2 separate regions of the Mus musculus genome follow, and region 2 is linked to region 1. Evidence: chromatin loops called from intact Hi-C (ENCODE). Cell type or tissue: heart. All regions are shown on one strand. Each heading gives the region's core, and the rest is flanking DNA. Links, peaks and the distances in the headings are about the cores only.

Region 1 (2,916 bases), core at 268-2,767:
TGTCTTCAGACACACCAGAAGAGGGCATCAGATCTCATTACAGATGGTTGTGAACCACCACGTGGTTGCTGGGATTTGAACTCAGGACCTCTGGAAAAGCAGATAGTGTTCTTAACTCTTCAGCCCAGGGTTAATTATTAAGGTTAGTAATTAAGGTTAATTAACTAGACAGGAAAGATAGCTCATTGGATAAAGGTGGTTTCTACCAAGCCTGATGGCCTATACTGGAACCCAGGAACCCATATAATGGGAGGAGAGAACCAAAATCTGAATGTTGTCCTCTGACAAAGACTAGTGCACATGCTACATACAACTCTAGCACAGCTAGAGACAAAAGTGAGCAAGTGAGAGGGGTCAAGGACACCAAAAGAAGCCCACAGAGTCAACTAACCTAAGACCATGGGGGCTCACAGATCCCCGGTCCAACAACCAGGGAGCATGCAGGGGCTGGAACTCAATCCTCTACACATTTACAGAGAATATCCAGCTTGGTCTTCATGTGGATCCCATAACAAGTGGAGTAGAGGGTTGTCTTGGTCTTTATTCCCTGCCATTGGATCCCCTTCCCCTACCTGGACTGCCTGGTTGGGCCTCAATGGGAGAGAATGTTCCTAGACTTGCTGGGACTAGATGCCCCAGGGTGGGGTGGTACCCCAGGATGGGTCTCCTTTTCTGAGGAGAAGGGGAAGACACAATGAGGGGAGGGATTTATAAGGGTAGGACTGGGAGGAGAAGAGGGAGGGGGGCTGTGATCCAGATGTAAAACGAAAAAAAATCACTAAAATTAAAAGAAGGATAAACAAGTTATATAAAGAAAAAAATAAATGTGGTAAAATGTTTTATAAAAGAGAATTTAAAATTGAATTTTAATACTAGTAGTGGCTTCATGAATAATACATGATGATTTGAGAATGATAAGGCACATACCTTTGTGTGCTTTTTATGTTTTGGATCTATTTAGTAAAGAATTCCACTGTGCCTCGCCCTGCAGAAGGTTGGCACAGGCTATTGTGGTGTCTATCATTCAGGCCCATCACAGTCCCTCTATCAGCCACTCCCTTACCATCCACATACAGCCCCTGCTGCCTAACACGCAGTCTAGCACGTTTTTGTAAAGCAAAATGAAAATTTATTCAAATCCGGAACAGATGTGAATAAAAAGAAGAGGGTAGTTTAAAAATATTTCTGTTGCTATCAGCAATCATTATGTCCCATGAATGGCATTGGCTCCTGCACAGAATGTGAATAAAACTGTCTGGTTATGGAGGATTTAGAACAATAGCAAGATTCCACTTTCAGTTCATGAGGTTTTTCTACTGGAAATTCATTTTGATCTCTAAACTACATTTTAAAGAAATTAGAAAGTTAAACTTTATATAAATCATGATTTTTTTTTTTTCTGTATGCTTCCACAGGTACGGCTACGCACAAAATATTGCAAAAGCTGTTCCTAATCTAATTTAAAATATTTCTTAGGGTTGGAGAGATGGCTCAGCAGTTAAGGGTGGCTACTGTTCTTGCAGGGGACCAGAGATAGATTCCCAGAACCATTGACAAGTGGCCTGCAACAACCTATTAACTCCAGTTCCTGGGGATTTGATGCCCTCTTCTGGCCTTCAAAGGCACTGCATCCATGTTCACACGATTAAAAATGAAAATAAAACCTTGTTCTTAAATCTTAAAATAATTACATTCTTATTATCGGTGATATAAAATTTTCCATTCAAACAGACACTTCAAATAAAATAATTAGAAATTTCTTCTTTCCTATGATGTGATATTTTATAGGGAAATAAGGACTCATAAATATGCACAGCAAGTTGATTGCATGTTCAAGGTAATATGAAGAAATCTTATGGGTAGAAATAAGGAGGTTTTTTCTCCTCTTTTCTTGAAGACAGACTGCAATTAAATCCCCAAGGCAGCCATGATGTGGCTTAGATTTGACAGGCTTCTCACAACTCTGAACCTGTCATAAGGACTCCTGGGTAACAGTTGTGACCCAGGATTCAGCTAGAGTTCCAAGGATTCCTCTGCATTAGTGAGTTATTAGTGGCAGCATCACCAACTCAAGTTTGGACCCAAAATGATACCATAAAAAAAGCAATTAAAAAAAAAAAAAGGACAAATACCTAAGGTTTCTAACAGTGATCAGGTTGAGTGTTGTGTCACACATCTGAATCAGGAGGATCAGTAGTTCAGGGCCAGCCTGAGCTTTTAGTCAGAAAAAAAAGGAAGGAAAGAAAAAGAAAAAAAAAAAGGAAGGAAAAAATGATTTTTTAAAAATAAAACCGAGCCTTCTTGTCTGGGCCAGTACCCTGAGCACACCTTGGGCACAAACTCTGCAGCTAGTTCCACAACAGCCAGAGGAAGCTCCACTTCCAGGTGCCCAGGATCATAGGATCAGAGGCGAGAAGGACACAACATCTGCCCCAACACCGGAAGTAACTGGGACCAGCGGAACCCAGGCCCCCAGAAACTCTGCCTGACCAGTGGCATAGGTTTCTTCCAATCTGGGCTAGTGCCTTGAGCAGACCTTGGGTGCTAACTCCACAGCCAGTCCCACAACACCCAGAAGAAACTCCACTCCCAGGTGCTCTAATACTCCCAGGATCACAGTATCACAGGGTTCCAGGAGCTTGGTCATACCAGGATCTCAGGGTCACAGAGGTAGCTTGATTCCCAGGAGCTCTGACATACCCAGGATCTCAGGATCCCAGGATCCCAGAATCACAGGATTACACAGATAGCTGAACTCTGAAGAATTCTGACAAAACCAGGATCACAGGAAGGACAGGCTCCATTCAGGCTCCATTCATGGCGTGAGGCAAGTATAAGAACATAAGCAACAGAAACCAAGGTTACTTGGCATCATCAGAATCCAATTCTTCCACCATAGCAAGTCCTGGATACACC
Region 2 (2,916 bases), core at 222-2,721, 330 kb before region 1:
AGATATAAGAGAACTAAATGAGAAATTTTAAAGTGGCATTTACAATGGGACTAGACAATTATTAATAAATATCACTGTTCTTATATCCATTAAATTAATTCAGTAATTTAAACCTTCCTACTAAAAAAATGTGGCTGTCACAAATTGCTTTTCCAATTTAATATAGCTGGTATCATGTGATGGGTGGCTCCCATCAGACACTATTCCAGATTAGAGAAAAAGGGGAGCCAGTTGACAACTCATTACAAAATTCGAGAGGGGTCTTGCTAACAAGCCTAGCAAGAACTTTGAGAAAGGGAAACATCTTACTCGTGAATTTAGAAGAAAAGACTTCTTAAATATTAGTATGAATCCTGCAACATATAAAGAGGGAGGCAGAGGGGAAGACGATGGGAGAGGGGAAGAAGACAAAGTAGGGGCAGCCATCAGATGCGCCTCATAATCGGTTACCTCCTTTCTGATGCCTGCATTTCTTGCCCCTTGTCCAGAGTGTATGGAGGACATGACACCTCTAACTGCGCAATTTGCTTATCAAATGACCTATTAAACCATTTCCATGTGCAAAGTATGCCGATCAGATAAATAAAGGGTTCTGGTATGAGACTGGAGGAAGATGGCCCCATATTCCTCCACATTTCCCCCATAAAACATTCTGAACAACCAGGGCAGAGAAACCAATGACTAGCAAGTGATAGTTTCCCAAAAGACCCCAAATTAGGAGAACATGATGGCAAATCTCCAGTAGCAAGAGAGCAGCAGGTTAGCATATGTTCAGAGGATGCCAAGCAATAGCGCTGTCTGGTCAATCTGACTTTCAAACAGCAAGCATTGGGCCAGCTCAGGGGCAGAAGCACCCTTTTTAGCAGAGGTGAGTCTCTGGGCTCTGTACTAGCTGGAAAGAAAAGAAGAGAAGGGAAGGGAAGGGAAGGGAAGGGAAGGGAAGGGAAGGGAAGGGAAGGGAAGGGAAGGGAAGGGAAGGGAAGAGAAGGGAAAGAGAAGGGAAGGGAAAGAGAAGGGAAAGGAAGGGAAGGGAAAGGAAGGGAAGGGAAGGGAAGGGAAGGGAAGGGAAGGGAAGGGAAGGGAAGGGAAGGGAAAGAGAAGGGAAAGGAGGAAGGGAAAGAGAAAGGGAAAGAAGAAGGGAAGGGAAAAGAAGAAAGAAGAGAAGAGAAGAGAAGAGAAGAGAAGAGAAGAGAAGAGAAGAGAAGAGAAGAGAAGAGAAGAGAAGAGAAGAGAAGAGAGAAGAGAAGAAACAATGACAAAACAAAACAACAACAAAACAAACAACAATAGAACAATAACAAAATAGCAAACATCTACCTAGAAAACTTAACTAGTCCTCAGAGGGCAGACATTGAAGGTGGGAGGGAGAGAATGTTATGGTTTCAAGTATCTGTGTGAGGCACAGTTTGAGATAATGCTGAAGGATGTAGACACTCCTCAAAGCTGACAAATGAAGGTTCCCCCCCAGGACAAAGCCAGGACTCTAATGTGGACTAGGAAAAAACAGTGACGATTGTGTGGGGGTGGGGTGGGGGGTGAGGGGATCTAAGTAATAGGAATTTACTGTCAGGTATAGTAGTCTTATGAATGCAAGATCTTTGAAGTAGTGAGGGAACCCCATATTCTGCAATGTAAGCATTCCTGCTCCTTAACACTTTTAAAAAACAACCAGAAGAGGGCAGTCCAGAGACAGTGATTAATTTAAAAATGGTAATTAAAACTACTCTAAGCCTACTCCTCTTTACAAATGTTCGGAAAACCTAATTATATGTTTAGGGAGAGAAAGAGCAACAGTAGAGCATGGCGTTCAAATCACATTCAAATATATTTCAGGATAAAAGGAAATGCGTGGGATCCTGAGAGATAACAAAGGCGTGCGGGGGGAGAGGTTCTCACAGCAGCGAGGAAGCACAACCCAGTGCTTCCAAATGGGCTAAGAGACTGAAGGAAAGGAAATATGCATCAGGCTGCAGAAGCTTGGGAATTAAGGGGTAGACATTATGCAAGAATTAGGCATAAAAGACACAAATCAGCTTAGAAACCAGCTTGAACATCTAGCATTGACATAGACTGGTGCCTCTCATGAAGTAGAAGGTAAAATGATACTTAGGGTAGCTAGTTGCACCAAGTTAGTACAGCAACAACAATCTCCATAGTGTGAAACATGAGTTCAGAAGAAGGGAGTACTACAGGGAACTCTGATGTTACATATAAGGTAAGTAACCCACAGCAGGCCTGTGCTGTCTCAGTGTTTATCCGTCATATTAGCTTTTCTTCACCTTTTCTCATGGCCTTGAGTTGTTCTGTGTGCTTCTTTTTCCTCTGTTCCATGATACGATGTCACTAGAAGCTGGTAGAGAGAGACTGTGGGGTGGTATTGCTTTTAAAATCCAGTAGGTTTTAGTTTTGAGCAGCAGAAAATGCCTGGTGTGAGTGTTAGTGAATCCTGCACTGCTTACCATCACAGAGTAGTGGTGGTTCCCGAAAATGGGCTTCCCATAAGGATTTTTCATTTTCATAGGAACCAGATGTGGATTTATGCAGTCCTGACCTCTAGAGATAGCCTTGAGTCTTCTTCAGTCCTCCAGAGCCCCTTTCATCTATACAGGGATAGCAGCTGCCCAATGAAACTATCTCAAACTCCAGAGCTCTCTCTTATGTCCTTATCTAGATAGACCTTTACGTAGCTAATAATTCTTTATATTGAATTCTACAAGCTCAAATTACTGGTCTGCATTTTGTTGACCCCTTGACTTTGTCTCAGTCCGTGGGTCTACAGAGGAAAATCTCTATCTCTCTCTCTCTATGTCCATCTCCATGTCCATCTCTATGTCCATTTGAATCTCCATGTCCATCTCCCATCTCCATATCTATCTATCTATCTATCTATCTATCTATCTATCTATCTATCTATCT

What was found. A loop is a pair of places that touch in the nucleus more often than their neighbours do. Peaks named below come from ENCODE experiments on the same cell type or tissue, not always from the same donor. Only the 100,000 strongest peaks of a DNase experiment are listed, where the experiment ranks them.
Region 2: a loop joins it to region 1, with 4 times the contacts of the local background. A loop is called at or near these places in 4 of 42 quality-filtered maps.

What each region holds. Positions count from the first base shown.
Region 1 is chr1:23,167,392-23,170,307 of GRCm38, reverse strand. No RefSeq gene overlaps it. Among named protein-coding and RNA genes, the nearest start is that of Gm30442, 45 kb to the right of the region's middle. In heart, for the core only: a CTCF peak has its summit at 1,618 (motif pointing left); no DNase peak of the experiment used is centred there.
Region 2 is chr1:23,494,367-23,497,282 of GRCm38, reverse strand. No RefSeq gene overlaps it. Among named protein-coding and RNA genes, the nearest start is that of Gm28822, 79 kb to the left of the region's middle. In heart, for the core only: a CTCF peak has its summit at 1,676 (motif pointing right); no DNase peak of the experiment used is centred there.